2 separate regions of the Mus musculus genome follow, and region 2 is linked to region 1. The links are chromatin loops, found by intact Hi-C in ENCODE. Cell type or tissue: heart. All regions are shown on one strand.

Region 1 (8,000 bases):
CAAGTGCTTCTTGACATCGGCTCTGCCTCCATACAGAAGTGACACCCAGCTCCCTGCTGCTTGCAGTACACACCACCTGTCTCAGTCAGGGTTTCTATTCCTGCACAAACATTATGACCAAGAAGCAAGTTGTGGAGGAAAGGGTTTATTCGGCTTACACTTCCATCCTGCTGTTCATCACCAAGGAAGTCAGGCCTGGAACTCAAGCAGGTCAGGAAGCAGAAGCTGATGCAGAGGCCATGGAGGGATGTTCTTTACTGGCTTGCTTCCCCTCGCTTGCTCAGCCTGCTCTCTTATAGAACCCAAGACTACCAGCCCAGAGATGGCACCATCCACAGGGGGCCCTCCCGCCTTGATTACTAATTGAGAAAAGGCCCCACAGCTGGATCTCATGGAGGCATTTCCTCAACTGAAGCTCCTTTCTCTGTGACAACTCCAGCCTGTGTCAAGTTGACACAAAACTAGCCAGTACACCACCCTTTCCTCTGAACCCCATGATTACTTACCAGGACCAACTGAGAGGTGTCACACAGTCAAAGAAGGAGACTTGAATCTACCCTAGAGGGGAGAATGAGAGCAAACAGGGAAATTGTCAGCAAGCTTCTATACTTCATCAGAAAGCATGATCCAAGCCATTCCAGGGGTCACCCTGCTAAAGAGGTAGGAGGTAGCTGCTGGAGAAGTGTCATGAGCACCTGGGATCTCGACAGGGCTCTTCCTTCCCCATCCTCCAGTCCCTTTGGAAAGTGCCCACTGGCCCAGCAGATTGGCTACTATCTTCTCCATCCAACTCATCATCAGCCATCAGCCCCCTGACTTAGGAGACTCCCCTACCACTCAAGTGAGCATACTGAGACTGCCTTTCATTTTGTATTCCATTCCCAGACTCAAGCTGCCACATATGGACTACTGCAGCAGATGTCTTCAGTGACTCTTAAGACCAAGTTCCTGTCTTAGTTTTGTTTTCTGATGCTACACTGAAGCAACATTACCAAAAGCAACCTGGGATGGAGAGAGTTTATTTTGTTTACACTTCCACAGTCCAACTCATTACTGAAGGACGTCAGGACAGAAACTCAAGCAGGGCATGAACCTGGAGGCAGGAACTAAAGCAGAGGCCATGGAGGGGTGCTGCTCACTGGCTTTCTTCCCATGGTTTGCTCAGCCTGCAGGCCAGGGGTGCCACCAACCACAGGAAGACCCACAGTAATTGAGAAAATGCACATAGGCTTGGCATTGTCTCAGTTAAGCTTCCCTGTTGAGGGATGTCTTTTGTGCATTGTATATTCGAATGCTGATTTTTGTACCCAGAGATCCAGTCCAGAAATGATATTGTCATTATTATGAGCATTTCCTGACTCCATATTTTGTAAAACATCATTCTCTGTCATATTCTGATTGGTCAGTAAAGAGCTGATCAGCCTATAGCTGGGCAGGAGAAGGCAGTCAGGACTTCCATGCCCAGAGAAAGCCAAAGAGAGAGAGTCTCAGATGGAAGGAAAGAGTAGCCTTCAGGGACCTGGGAGTCACCATGAGCCATGAATGAAGAAGGAGACCAAGGCAAGACAAGATGGCAGGTAACCCACACATGGCTGAAAAGTAGGCTGGGAAGTAGGCCAGGCCAGCTTAGTCGGGTTAGAATAGATCAGAATCTGCCCTGCTTAGTGCCTGAAGCTTTTTAATAAATGGCACAGGTTCCTGTGTCATTGTTTCAGAGACAGAGTGAGCATAGAAAAGCCTAGTACTTTTACAGTTCCTTCTTCCAAAACGACTTGTGTGGAGTAGACATAACACTAGTCAGCACACCCTCCGTTCTCTACCTTCATCTGCACTCACACTGTTCCTAACACACACAGCAACAGGTACCGTGATAAACTGAAAAGACCACATCTACATTTATACACCATGGATTCCTCCACACACAGTCCTGGCTCACACTAGTCTATCTCCTTCACCATTTACATAAGAACCAATTTGGTTTTCTGCCCGTACTACAAATAATTATTAGGCATTTAATGTTTTCTAGCCAGTACTTTGCTCACCGCTTTTAAAAATAAAAATGAGCAGGCCTTCCAGAGACTTCAACTGAGCACACACAGACAGATACAATAAGGCCAGGCACAAATCCTCACATCAAGGCTGGGCAAAGCAACCCAGTAGGAGGGAGTAAAGTGTTCCAAGAGCAGACAAAAGAGATGGAGACACGCCACTCCCATTGTCAGGGGTCCTCCCGAAACACCAAGCTACACAATGATAACACAGGCAGAGGACCTAGTGCAGACCCAAGCAGGCCGTGATTGCTTCCTTGGTCTCTGTGAATCGCCACGAGCTCTGCTTAGTTAATTACACGGGCTGTGGTCTCCCAGTGCGACCCTGCTGGCTCCCACAACTCCACCCCCTTCCCTTACGTGGGGTTTCCTGAGCTCCAAGGAAGGAACCTGATAGAGAACTCCAGCCTGGGTTCTCTTTGCCTACTCTTTGGCTGCGGGTCTCTGCATCCACTCCCATCGGTTGCCAGAAATAACCTCTCTGACTAGGCACTGATCTGACCCACTCCCCAGCTCATCTGCATCCTAAGACTATCTGTATGCAGACAATCAGGGGGCCTGGGACCGAATGCAAATAGCGACACTTTGACTTCCTTTCCAATTTGTATCCACTTGGTCTCCTATAGTCGTCCAATTGCTCGAGCTAGGACTCCAAATACTATCTTGAATAGATATATATAGAGTGGACAGGCTTGTCTTGCCCCTGATTTTAGTGGAATCACTTTGAGTTTCTCTCCATTTAATTTGATGTTGGCTATAGGCTTGGTTGAAATTGCCTTTATTATGTTTAGGTATGCCTTTTGTGTCCCTAATTTCTCCAAGACTTTTTATTATTAAAAAAAAGTGTTGGATGTTTTAAAAGACCCTTTCTGTATCTAATGAGATTATCTTGGTTTTTTTTCCCCAGTTATTTTATATGGTGAACTACATTTTCTCTTTTTCATATATTGGACAATCTCTGCATCTCTGAAATAAAGCCTATTTGATCATGGTGGATGATCTTTTTGATGTGTTCTTGTATTTGGTTTGCAAGTATTTTATTGAGTATTTTATATGTGTATATAGTGTATCTTAGTTACAACTCCCCTCTCCTCATGTGTGTGTGTGCGCGCACACACACACACACACACACACACACACACACACACTCCTTTTGTTTTGCAGGCCTCTATAGGCATCTTATGTTCTCCAGCTGTTGCTCACTCTGGATAATCCTGCTAGGTTTCTATCATACAGGGTTTCTCTGAGGATGAAGTGAAGGGAAATGGTCTGATTAATAAGAAATGAGCCCATTAGTCTCATCAGAAGGAGATACAAGGAATAGATAGCCCTGGAGAGGAGACCCTGAGCTCTGCTTGTTACATTAGTCAAATATGGAAGGTCAACCGACCCGGTGAGAACAAGAATGTTAATCACAATTTATAGGCTGTTGCTTATTCACAATTGCTGCTTAGCAACAAACAGTGGAGGAATAGGGAAAAGTGATAAAAGATGCTACATTTGGGGAGCAAGAAAAACATGAAGTGCATTATTACTGATGAGTGCAAGCCTGGGACCTGGCTAGGAGAGAGGAGACTAGACAGGAAAGAGAGCTCTTAGGGAAAAGTTGTCCATTGCTGCTAATTCTCCTGCTTCTTGGAAAGTATTAGAACTTCTCTGATTTTTAAGTCCCTATGGAAGATTAAAATTCTTTTTAATGTACAAAATCCCATCACCATTCTCCAAAGGATCCCACTCAATCCCCCGCACTCCCCCACCTAAAACCCCAAACTGGAGCTGGCCAAGGAACACCCGTCCCACGCACCTTTGACCTTGTACTGCCATCTGGTGGCAGTTAATGTAGCCACCTCCATTCTTGCCAGCAGAGAAGGTGTATTGCAGGCTGCCGGTCAGTACCACATGAGAGAGAAGAGTGCAGCTCTAGACAGCCCCAGTCAGGGATCAGTGTGATTATTTGTCCCACTTGTAATTTTCTCATTTTCCCTGTTCTATCCTGTTTCTCATACTCCAATGAGCTGGAACGAGGTAGTTAGGGCTTGGAGGGATGACTCAGTGGGTAGCGCCTAATGACCTGAGTTTGACCCCTGGAACCAACTTGGTGGAAGGAGAGACTTTCACCAACACTTCTAAGTGTTGTGCTCTGAGTTGTACATGTGTGCAGGCTTTTACACAAACACACAAATAAATAAATGTAATTAAAAACTAAAAACAAAACAACAATAACAAAACAACTGTTCATGTCTCTAGTGTCACATGACATAGGGTGACAAAGTAAGGACTTTGAGGGTATGCTAAGGCAGAGGAACATCTGATGTCTCCTAGGAAAGACAGGCGGCAGTCTGGGTACATACTTCATTAGACAGAGTAATTGCTTAGTATGCACGAGGCCCTGGGTTCAACCCACAGCACTGCATAACCCAGGTGTAATGGCAAACACTTTTAATCCCAGAACTCAGGAGGCGAAAGTGGGAGAATCAGAGTCCAAGGTCTACATAATGGGTGAAGGCCAGCTTCAGTGAGGGTCACCTTGTCTCAAATAGAAACGGAGTGGCTTATTCTAAAAAGGAGGAAAGTCAAGGTATTCTCCATCATCACAGCAGGTGAGGGCGAAGTGTTTCTACTAAGTGAGACTGGAGAAAGTGCTCAGGGCCACTTGGGCTCTGATAGTTAAGCCTTTGACTACTGAGTGCTGGGATCAGTCCTATTGAGGGGATAAGGGAACTTGGGGTGAACAGGAACTGGGAGTGTACTCACACAGAGTCAAAAATTGAGCCCCTGAGCTGGTTGCTGGAAATGCAGAGACGAAGGGTGATGACATTTCAGTGTGGTGGTTTTTTTCTCTGTGGGAGGGTTTGGGAGAAGGAGGGCAGGTGGGGTTTCCTAGCTTGTACAGGAGATGAACGGGGTTTGCAGGAGTTACCTCGAGATGTTCTGAAATTACAGATTCAACTGTGTGAGCAGGAGACGACTGTTGATGCCGAAAGTTCAGGTTCTGGTTCTGCAGTGCCCCCAAGCCACCCGTTGTGCAGTGGAGGGGGAGGGGTTTGCCTTGACCTTTGAGACTGCAGACATCACCTAGGAACTACACTGGGGAACAATGCAATCAAGACTACCATGGCTGATTAGAAACTGAAAGAAGAGTCCAAGAAATGAGAGACAGAGAAGCAGTGAACCCTGGTCACAGCAGCTTCCCCTCCCCTTTGGTGTCACGCAGATGTCTAGCCTCCTCAAATCACCATGTGAAAGATCTGGGTTCTGCACAGGTTTGCCATTCACTTTGGGAATACAAACAAAATACACTACTTAAATATGCTTAATTTTTTAAAAGACTTAATTATTTAATATATTCATATACATTGTACACTACAGGTGTCTTCAGACACACCAGAAGAGGGCATCAGATCCCATTACAGATGGTTGTGAGCCACCATGTGGTTGCTGGGATTTGAACTCAGGATGTTTGGAAGAGCAGTCAGTGCTCTTAACCACTGAGCCATCGCTCTAGCCCTGTTTAATTATTCTGAATCCTGTGGTTTCTTTCCATACTCTTTTGTTGTCTTGATGCAATTAAAGTTTTTGTTTTGCTTTCTTTTTTAATTATGTGTGTGACCTCAGAACTGAAATCAGTTTTGACAGCCTGTGGGGTGCTATATCTAAATTTACCTGATCGGTTTGGGGCGTGGTTGCCAATAAGGATGCATTGGTTTAGTTCTGTACTCCATTTTTAAATAGAGTTATTTGGTTCTCTGGAGTCTAACTTCTTGAGTTTTTTGTATATTTTGGATATTAGACGTCTATGGGGTGTAGGATTGGTAAAGATCTTTTCCCAATCTGTAGGTTGCTGTTTTGTCCTGATGACAGTGTCCTTTGCCTTACAGAAGCTTTTCAGTTTTTTGAGGTCCCATTTGTCTGTAGTTGATCTTAGAGTCTGAGCCATTGGTGTTCTGTTCAGGAAATTCTGGTGGTTCCTCATAAAATTGAACATAGTACTACCCGAGGACCCAGCTATACCACTCCTGGGCATATACCCAAAAGATGCTCCAACACATAGCAAGGACACATGTTCCACTATGTTCATAGCAGCCTTATTTATGATAGCCAGAAACTGGAAAGAACCCAGATGCCCCTCAACAGAGGAATGGATACAGAAATTGTGGTACATTTACACAATGGAGTACTACTCAGCTATTAAAAACAATGATTTTATGAAATTCTCAGGCAAATGTGTGGAACTAGAAAATATCATCCTGAGTGAGGTAACCCAGACACAAAAGAACACACATGGTAGGTAATCACTGATAAGTGGATATTAGGAAAAAAGCTCAGAATACCCACAATACAACTCACAGACCATATGAAGCTCAAGAAGAAGGAAGACCAAAGTATGGATGCTTCAATCCTACTTAGAAGGGAGAACAATATAATCATGGGAGGTAGAGGGAGGTGGGGACCTGGGGGTTAGAGAGGAGGGGGATGGGAAAACTGGGGCAGGATCAGGTGTGGGAGGAGACTGGGAAGAAGTAAGGAGAGTCAGGAAATTGAATGGAGGTTTGTAGCAGTGGGGGATGGGGAACTGGGATAGCCACTAGAAAGTCCCAGATGCTAGGAAAGCAAGAGGCTCCCAGGACCCAGTGGAGATGACATTAGCTGAAATACCCAACAAAGGGAAGAGAGAACCTGTAGAGACCATATCCAGAGGTTAGGCACAGCCCCGGTTGAGGGATGGGGCCATCCACCCATGTCAAAAATATTAACCCAGAATTGCTCTTGTGTAAAGGAAATGCAGGGACAAAGAGTGAATCAGAGACTGAAGGAAAGGCCATGCAGAGACTGCCCCACCTAGGGATCCATCCCATCTCCAGACACCAACCCCAGACACTATTGCTGATGACAAGAGGCACTTGCTGACAGGAGCCTGGTATAGCTGTCTCCTGAGAGGCTCTGCCAGAGCCTAACCAATACAGTTGCGGATGCAGTTGGAGGGACTGATGGCTCCAGCAGTATATATAGCAGAGGATGGCCTTATCTGGCATCAATGGGAGGGGAGCCCCTTGATTTTGTGGAGGCGTGATGCCCCAGTGTAGGGGAATGCTAGGGCGGTGAGGTGGGAGTGAGAGGATAGGTGGGGGAGCACCCTCATAGAAGCAGGGGGAGGGGGAGAGGTTGGGGGTTTGCAGAGGAGGGACAGGGGAGGGAGATAACATTTGAAATGTAAATAAATAAAATAAACAATAAAAAAGAATGCCTTAGTCAGAATATATTTTTATTTTTTATTATTTTATGTGTATGAGTGTTTTGCCTGCAGGTATGCTTGCATGCCTGATACTGATGGAGGTCGAAACAGGGAGTTAGGTCCCCTTCATCTAAAATTACAGATGGTTGTGAGCTGCCTCGTGGGTGTTGGAAACTGAACTCCAGAAGAGCAACCAGTGTTTTGAACTGCTCCCGTCTCCAGCTCTAGTCTGACTATTTGATATTATTACTGCATTTTAATAAATAGATGGATAGATAGATAGATAGATAGATAGATAGATAGATAGATAGATAAAAGACAAGAAAAATGGAAGAAACTCATTTATGGCTCCAATATAGAATATGAATACTACAGTTTACTGTGCAGCCTGCTCTCAAAGTCCAGCCTTCTTCCTGGAGTTCCTGTCTTGAACACCCCAGAGGCAGTAACCCCTAATGATTAACTTAGTTGTCTCCAGCCTTTAGCTCCTCTCCTTGGTGAGAAGTCAAAGTACACTTCACAGAAGAACTTTGGGCTCCCTCTGGGCCCCAGGGTGGTGCTGTCCTGTAGGCCTGCCTGAGCCAGGCAGGGAGGCTGTCCTTGGATGCGATTTCTTTGGGAACACTGTAACAAACACTGCTGACTTTTGTGAGTCCCAGTTTTCCTGGCTTCTGAATGGTTAAATGCACCTCATGGAAAGTACAGAAACACGTTGGAGA
Region 2 (8,000 bases), 250 kb before region 1:
GTTCATAGATGTTTAGAATTGCCATATCCTCTTGGTGGATTTTTCCTTCTGGTGAGTATATATATGATGCCCTTCTCTATCTCTTCGATTCAGTTGAATTTGAAGTCTGTTTTGTCAGATATTAAAATATCCACATCTACTTGCTTTGGGGTTTATTTGCTTGAAATATTTTTGTCATTTTTTTAACCCTGGAATGTCTGTTTGGTGATGAGGTATATTTTTGGATGCAGCCAAAAGATGAATCTTACTCAGTTTTGATTTTTTAAAATTAACTTATTTTTTTTTGGGTTTGCCTGCATGTGTGCCTGTGTACCATGTGCATGCTTGGTGGTGCCTTCGGAGGGAGGTCAGAAGAAGGAGTTGGATCTCCTAGAACTGGAGTTACAGATGTTTGTGAACCACCATGTGGGTGCTGGAAATCAAACCTAGATCCTCTGCAAGTGCATTTAACCACTGAGCCATCTCTCCATCCCTGAATGCTGTTTTCTAATTCAGTCTGTTAGTCTGTGTCTTTTTATTTGGGGTATTGAGGGCATTGCTTTTTGAGAGCTATTAGTGAGCAGTGTTTATTGATTCCTGTTATTTGTTATTATGATGTAAGTTGTTTTTACACACACACACTCTCTCTCTGATTTATTGTTCCAAGATTACTGATTTTTTTTGTGTCTTCTTGAATATAGTTAACCTCTTCAGACTGAAGGTTTCCCATTAGCACCTTCTGTAGATATGGATTGGTAGATAGAAATTGCTTAAATTTGTTTTGTTTTTATTGTGGAATGTGTTTCTTCTTGGTTTTTTTTTTTTTTTTTTGGTTTTTAGAGACAGGGCTTCTCTGTATAGCCCTGGCTGTCTTGGAACTCACTTTGTAGGACCAAGCTGGTCTCGAACTCAGAAATCCGCCTGCCTCTGCCTCTCGAGTGCTGGGATTAAAGGTGTGCACCACCACTCTTTTTAAAAATGATTTATTTACTTATTTTTATGTATATGAGTATATGAGTTCACTGTAGCTGTCTTCAGGCACACCAGAAGAGGGCGTAAGATCTCATTATGGGTGGTTGTGAGTCACCATGTGATTGAAGGGATTTGAACTCAGGATCTTCAGAAGAGCATTCAGTGCTCTTACCCGCTGAGCCATCTCACCAGCCCATGGAATGGTTCTTTCTCTGTCAGTTGTGAGAGAGAGCTGTACTAGGTCTGGACTGGCATCTGCGGTCCCTCAGTTTATAGAACATCCATTCAGACCCTTCCAGTGTTCAGAGTCTCCATTAAGAAGTCGGCCATATTCTAATGGACCTGTCTGTATATGTGACTTGCTCTTTATCCATTGTAGCTTTTAACATCCTTCCCTCCCCCTACCTCCCCACCCACGGTGTGTTTAGTGTTTTGTTACGTGTTGTAGGGAATTTATTTTCTAGTCCTATCTATTCGGTGTTTTGTGTGTTTATACTTTAATAGGCAGCTCCTTCCTTATGAGGAAATTTCTACGATTTTGTTAAAAAGTTGTATTATTTGCCTTTGACTTGAGTTTTTCTCCTTCCTCTATTTCTATTATTTGTAGATACGGTGTTTTTATAGTGTCTCAGATTTCCTGGATTGTTTTTGGATTTAACATTTCCTTTGACTGCGTGATCCATTGCTTCTGCTTTCTCTTCAAGACCTGAAATTCTCTCTCTTCTGTGTCTTGTTCTGTTGGTGAGGCTTACCTATGAGGCTTTTATTTGACCTCCTAAATTTTTCATTTTCAATTTTGTCTGAGTTTTAGTTTTTTGTTTCTGCTTTCATGTCTTACAGTGTTTTTATTGTTTCATTCCACTCTTTGTGTTTCCATCGTCTTCACTGAGGCATTTCATACCTTCTTTTAACATACTATACTTGGTATTTTGAAGCTCCTATCTTCTGTGTCAGTTAAATTGCATTTCACAGGCCTACTGCAATAGATTTGTTTCTGGAGGAACAATCCAAATGTTTACTGTTTATATTTGTGTTTGGGGACTTGGATCTAGGTATCTGCAGTTAGGATATTTGAGGTGTTTCTTAGTATAGCTATCTGGTCTTGTCTTTTTTGGGGGGGTGGGTATCCCATGCTTTGGTTGGTGTTGCCCTGTCTGGATCCTAGTTAATTGTGCTGGTATATGATTACTGGCTGAGAGTGCTTTTGTGGGTTGGGTCAGCAGGACACAAAGATGGGATAAGAGGAAAGGCCGGGAGATACAGGCTCAGGACCCTGAGTACACACCAAGATTGCTGATAATACCTTTGAATGAACTGTTGGTGGTCTTTTTGTTTCCACAGTGATGTTAGGAAATTGCTAGCTCTTCCACTGAATTTGATTTGTGGTGTTTTCCATTTTTTGAATTTTAAAGACATTTGGATTATACTATTAATAGCTTCCCATTAAGTTTGTACTTGTAGGGCTGAGTATTGTTAGTCATTCCCAAGAGGGGGAAAAAAATAAGAAGAGTGGTGGAAGTCTTCCACAGGAATATTAGAAGGGAAGGGCATTTGTAGTCTTTAACATGCTGAAAATGGGTATAGTGGTGAGGGCTGTGAGCCTTGGCCAGATGCATTTTTACCAGAAATAGTACCCCATCCAAGTGGCAAATTTAGGAGAGAAGAGGGGAGAGCTAACCATGTGAGTAACATCATGTTATTATGTGTGTGTGTGTGTGTGTGTGTGTGTGTGTGTGTGATGGAAATTATATATACAGAGCCTTAAATATCCCAAACCTTTTCATAGTCTGAGCAGGGTAGAATGCTGCTGTTGGTGCTGTGTGAGTGTCAGTGTGGGCTACTACTGATTAGGTCACCAAGTACCATTATTGGGGGTGGGGGGTCTGATTATGAGAATCCCAAAATTCTTATTTAGAGATTGCAGTGGCTAAAGGGTTGTGATATCTACATATCCTTTGGCAACAGCAAAGTGATGCTAATCTGTGCCCTCTCCCTATTAGGAACCTGTAGTATAAAGTAAAAACCAAGGCAGAGTAGCTTTTGTCTCTTTCAATTTGAATTGAACTGTGAGCAAAAAGCTGACCAGCCCTCAGCTGCATGTGTCCCAAGAGACCTGTGAGTGCTCCAACACAAAATCTGAACTTCCTTAAAGCCTGCAGTCCACTCCTGGGCATATACACAAAGAACCCTGTGTTGCAGGGTGATCTGCACCCCAAGTTATCACTGTAGCTAGGAAATAAAACCAACCTAGTCCAGCAGATAAATGGACCATGATAGTATGTTACATATATAATGTGTAACATTATTCCGCTCTAAAGAAAAGTGAAATTATGAAATTTAAAGGGAAATGCATGAACTTAGAATATATATTAAATATGATCAGCCAGTTTCAGAAAACAAAACATACACTATTTCCCATCCTGCTGATTCTTTAGCATGAACTTTAAATATGACACCATCATGTCACAAAGTCAAGAGGGTGAGTGTACTTGGGTGACATATTTACTTCTGCTTTGTATAAAAGCCTTTACTTTTATTTTTAAAAAAAATTATTTCCTTAATGTGCAGCCTAAATGTTAAAGTTGGTTGAGTCATCGGGAGAAGACTGTAATCTCAGGTCTAGGATCTGGAAAAACATTGTTGGGTTTTTTTTGTTTGTTTTGTTTGTTGTTTGTTTTTGTTTCATCCACTCAAATTGTCATTCATTTATTAGTGTTAGGTGACTTGAGCAAGCTAGTGATAGGGACAAGAGTACTGTTGGGAAATTATTAGATAAGGAAGGTGCTATTGGGTACAATGGAGGAAGAGTTACTCGTATTTTATGTCACCTTTACTTTGTTCTCCCTTCCCCATGTGCCAGGGATCAAGGCAGAGGCCTTGTACATGCTGGGCAAGCGCTCCACCACAGAATATATTCCCAGCTCGGCTTGCTCACATTTTATATTCATACCTGGTTCATGTTCAAGTGGTCCTTGGTGAATTGGGTTAGCTGAAAAATGTCCAAATAAAAGTCAATTAAAGGATAGGCTTTATAGTTGAATATCAAAATGAAGCTTTCTTATCACATTTGTAAAATTTGACTTTAACAGCTGATAAAGTTAAAGTTAAAGATGAATTAGTCCCTCCTTGTGCAGCTGCTGCCTGATCACTCATGGCACTTCAGAGTTTCAGAACAGAACATTATTTCCCTGTGTATAGATATAGTGATAGTATAGCTATACAAATCTTTTTGTCATGAGAGCACATAGTGTATGTATGCTTTTTTTTATCTTCTCAAAGTACTGGGACTCAGTGGTGAGCACTTGTCGCACTTCCAGAAGACCTGGGCTTTGTTCCCAGCACTCACATGATAGATCAAAACTATAACCCCAGTGCAAGGGACCCCAGTGCTCTCCTGTGGCCTTTGAGGGTACGCGACATGCACACGTGCATAATACATGGGACAACACACAAACACACATAAAAGTAAATCCTAAAAAAGACTGGGAACCTTGAGAAATATCTATGGTTTCTGGGTTTGTTTCTTTGGTGTATTTTGTTGTTGCAGTGCTGGGGGTTGAACCCAGGACCCTTTTATTTGTGTAAACAACCACCCCATCACTGAGCTGCATCCACAGCCTCAATGTTTGCAGGTTCTTAATGCTAGACAGAGTAGAGATTCCAGGCCTGTGAAGTAGTGAAGCAGGTAAAGGTGCCTGCACCAAGCCTTGCTTGAGTTCATGGCTGTCCTCCAGCTTCCCGGGAAGGTTATGATGTGAGTAAAGAACGGAAGCGTAAGAAATGGAAGCGTGTAATTTAAAAAGTAAGGGGCTCCCTTCAGAATTTTGGCTAATTTACAAATATGCTTGCTTAATAGGAAGAAGGGTGGCTATAAGTGATTTAGGTGTGAATCTCAAGGCTTACACTCCAGAGTGTGGCCCCCTTCAAATCCAAGTGTATTATGTGACATACCAGAGCCATTCACTGTAATACCTTAGTGAAGAAGTAATTATCATCTAATATAATTTCCTTTGTGTTTGCATCTCCTAATGGTTGATATTACCACAACCTCCCACAAGAGGGCAAACTAGACCCTCTTATGCTAGATGTCAACCAGTTTTTAAAGCATCCTACTCATGTCCTTGATTACCCTTGACACATTTTTCTGTTGCCTTAGGTGGGCAGTATCAAACCGAGAAATGCTCATAGCCCAAAACAGTTCCTTGGAATTTAAGCTACACCGACTGTATTTTATTAGCTTGTTAATGGGTGGAACTACAAATCAGCGAGAAGCCTTACAATATGCGAAAAATTTCCAGCCATTTGCCCTAAATCATCAAAAAGGTGAGTCTGGAATCAGACTGCTGTTTTCCTTTGTTCTTTGGGGAGGGAGCATGGGCAAGGTGGAGAGAGTACAAGGAGTTGAGACAGTCTCTGTGTATGGCCCAGGCTGGTCTCAAAACTTGTGATTCTCCTAGGTCAGCCTCCAGAATGCTAAGAGTACAATGAGGAGGAGGTCTTTAGTGTTTGGGGGGAGCTAGTAGCCACTACTTGTGTCTCTCATACATATTTTCTAATGACTAAAACTGTTGGGATAACTGGCAGTTAAGGACTCTTTAATATAAGGACACCAAGACCAAGCTGTGGCTTGCTCCTTGGCCACTTTCCTCTCACCACGTGCTGCTGCCACACGTGTCAGAGTAGCTACGTATTCACCAAACACATATGGCAGTGTAAGACTAGAAAGTCTGAGCTCGTTATTTTCAGTGCTTTCTTCTTCTCCTCTCCTGTATACTTAATTAAGGAGGAGGATTTGCGATCACGCTTAGGGACCACGTTTACATTATTTTAGGCTGTGTCACATGGGATGGACATGTCTTCACAAGTCAGTGCTGTTTGAGACGTGAGTACACACCTTCATTGTGCTGGAGCTTTTTCTTTTAGACATTCAGGTATTGATGGGAAGCCTCGTGTACCTGCGACAAGGGATTGAAAACTCACCATATGTTCACTTACTTGATGCAAACCAGTGGGCTGACATCTGTGACATCTTTACACGGGATGCTTGTGCCCTCCTGGGGCTCTCCGTGGAGTCTCCTCTCAGTGTCAGGTGTAGTAATGGGCTCTGGTTGCTCTGAAATGGGCATTATACTGGGTGGCTTTTCCTGGTCCTTTAATCAAACCAGTAGATTGTGTTGTCTTTCTGGAGACGTATAATAGTTGGTACTTGAAGTGCTTGCCACAGATGGCAATGACACAGTTTAGGTCAGCAAGTTCTCCAAATGTGACCCGGGAGCCAGGGAGTCCCAAAACCCTTTCCACTGCTGACATTTGCACGGATGATGCAGAAGCAGAAGTAAGTTAAATGTCAGGGTCTGTGTTGTGGGGACACTGATGCCAGCCTCAGCAGGTATCATCACTACCATGCTGGCTGCCTAGGAAATGCTTGCTGAGCTCTGCAGTACTTTGGGTGGGCAATAGATACTTGCTTTCAGTTGATATTTGGGTCTGGATCTTCTTAGCATTCTCTGTGACACAATAGGGCATTTGCATAAAGCGTTTAGTTTCTCACCACAGTATGATGCTTGTGTTGACAAAGCACCTGTGTTATGTCTTGTTGCAGAATACAGTTTTTACTTGAACTCATTTGCGACAGACACTCAAATTTATTGTGTTTATTGTGATTTATAAATGAATCAATCAGTAAATTTAATTTCTAACAAAAAGTGATCTACTCTATGAAAACCAAACCACAGTTTATTGACATTCTTGGTTTTAAGTTATTTTTCCAAGTGAATGAAGTAAGTTTGTCACAGTAAAGGAAGCAAGTGTGTGCATCTTTCCATACAGTGATAAAGGTCACGATTTTAGACTAAAGTTAAAAGTTTTGGTTCTGAGCTTGAAAGCCTTTTCTGATGAGACTGGCGAAGACATTGTAGTTTAAAAAAAATAACTGTAAACTGGTGGGAAAACTTTGGAATGTTTTATTCATATAACCTTGCATAATCATACTTAAAGAGAAGACAGGCCCAGAAGAGTCTCCTCCCCTTTAAATGCTAAAGCACAAGTCCACCGTGTCTGAGGCACACTGGTCTTTAGGCCTTGCATTTCCCTCACCCCTCCTTGAAGTGATGCGATTTGTGCTCATGATGACGGCTCGTCCCTCTCAGCACAGAAGGCCAGCGCTACCTCTCTCCTGATAGGCAAGCCAAGTATCTTTTTAATTACTGAGGGGTTAGTGGAAATTAAATGTCCTATCAGAACGCAATCTTTTGAAAGCTTGCTCTTCTTCTTCCTTCTCCCACGCTGCCTAGGGTTATGTGACAGTGCTAGAAGTTTGTGTTTTACTTGTAAAGAGGATTACGTTTTAGTAATTATAGGAAATAGAGCTGAGGACTGGGAGCATGAGGGAGAAAAAAGTTGAGTTGTTTTCTTTTTAGAGGAATAGCTGTCCTGCACCTGCTGTAGGGTTAGCATCCCTGGGGTTGGCACTGATGCTTCCTCTTTTGCCCTCAGTTTCTCAGCAGGTTGTGTGGCGCTGCCTGCGCTAATTAACATCAAAGCTGTGATTGAGCAGAGGCAGTGTACTGGAGTTTGGAACCAGAAAGACGAATTACCTGTGAGTTCAACTTGACAATCCTTGAAGATGAATGTTTAAATTTCGCCATTTAACCAGAAAACGCTATTGTAGCTATTCAACATGTTTTGTTTGTTTGTTTGTTTTTGTTTCTGTTTTTGTTTTAATGCACATAACATGAGTGAAAAATAAGGTTGGGAGTATAGCTCAGTGGAAGACCATTTGCCTAGCAGGCTTGAAGCTTTGAGTCTAGTCTCAGCACCGCTCTAAAAAGGAAACAAGTCAGTTAACTAGTTAAAGTTAAAATAGGTATAGGGAGGTGATGGGAGAGTTAGGAAGATGTTTGTAAATTTGAGACCAGCCTACATACTATGTTCTAGGGTAATCAGGGCCTCTTAGTGAGACACTATCTTAACAACAACAACAACAAAAATGAAACAAGAAAATAAATTTGAGGGACTTTAACCTGTAATTTCCATTTGTGAGAAAATTA

What was found. A loop is a pair of places that touch in the nucleus more often than their neighbours do. Peaks named below come from ENCODE experiments on the same cell type or tissue, not always from the same donor. Only the 100,000 strongest peaks of a DNase experiment are listed, where the experiment ranks them.
Region 2: a loop joins it to region 1, with 2.8 times the contacts of the local background. A loop is called at or near these places in 14 of 42 quality-filtered maps.

The regions. Positions count from the first base shown.
Region 1 is chr6:71,145,639-71,153,638 of GRCm38, reverse strand. Gm30391 (a long non-coding RNA gene) reads right to left here and starts at 5,050. Exons shown (of 3, transcript XR_377755.1): 1 at 4,969-5,050; 2 at 507-558; 3 at 1-100. In heart, a CTCF peak has its summit at 3,877 (motif pointing left); no DNase peak of the experiment used is centred here.
Region 2 is chr6:71,396,401-71,404,400 of GRCm38, reverse strand. Rmnd5a (required for meiotic nuclear division 5 homolog A) reads left to right here. Exons shown (of 9, transcript NM_024288.2): 5 at 5,108-5,274; 6 at 5,875-6,040; 7 at 7,447-7,549. Among named protein-coding and RNA genes, the nearest start is that of Cd8a, 27 kb to the right of the region's middle. In heart, a CTCF peak has its summit at 4,999 (motif pointing right); no DNase peak of the experiment used is centred here.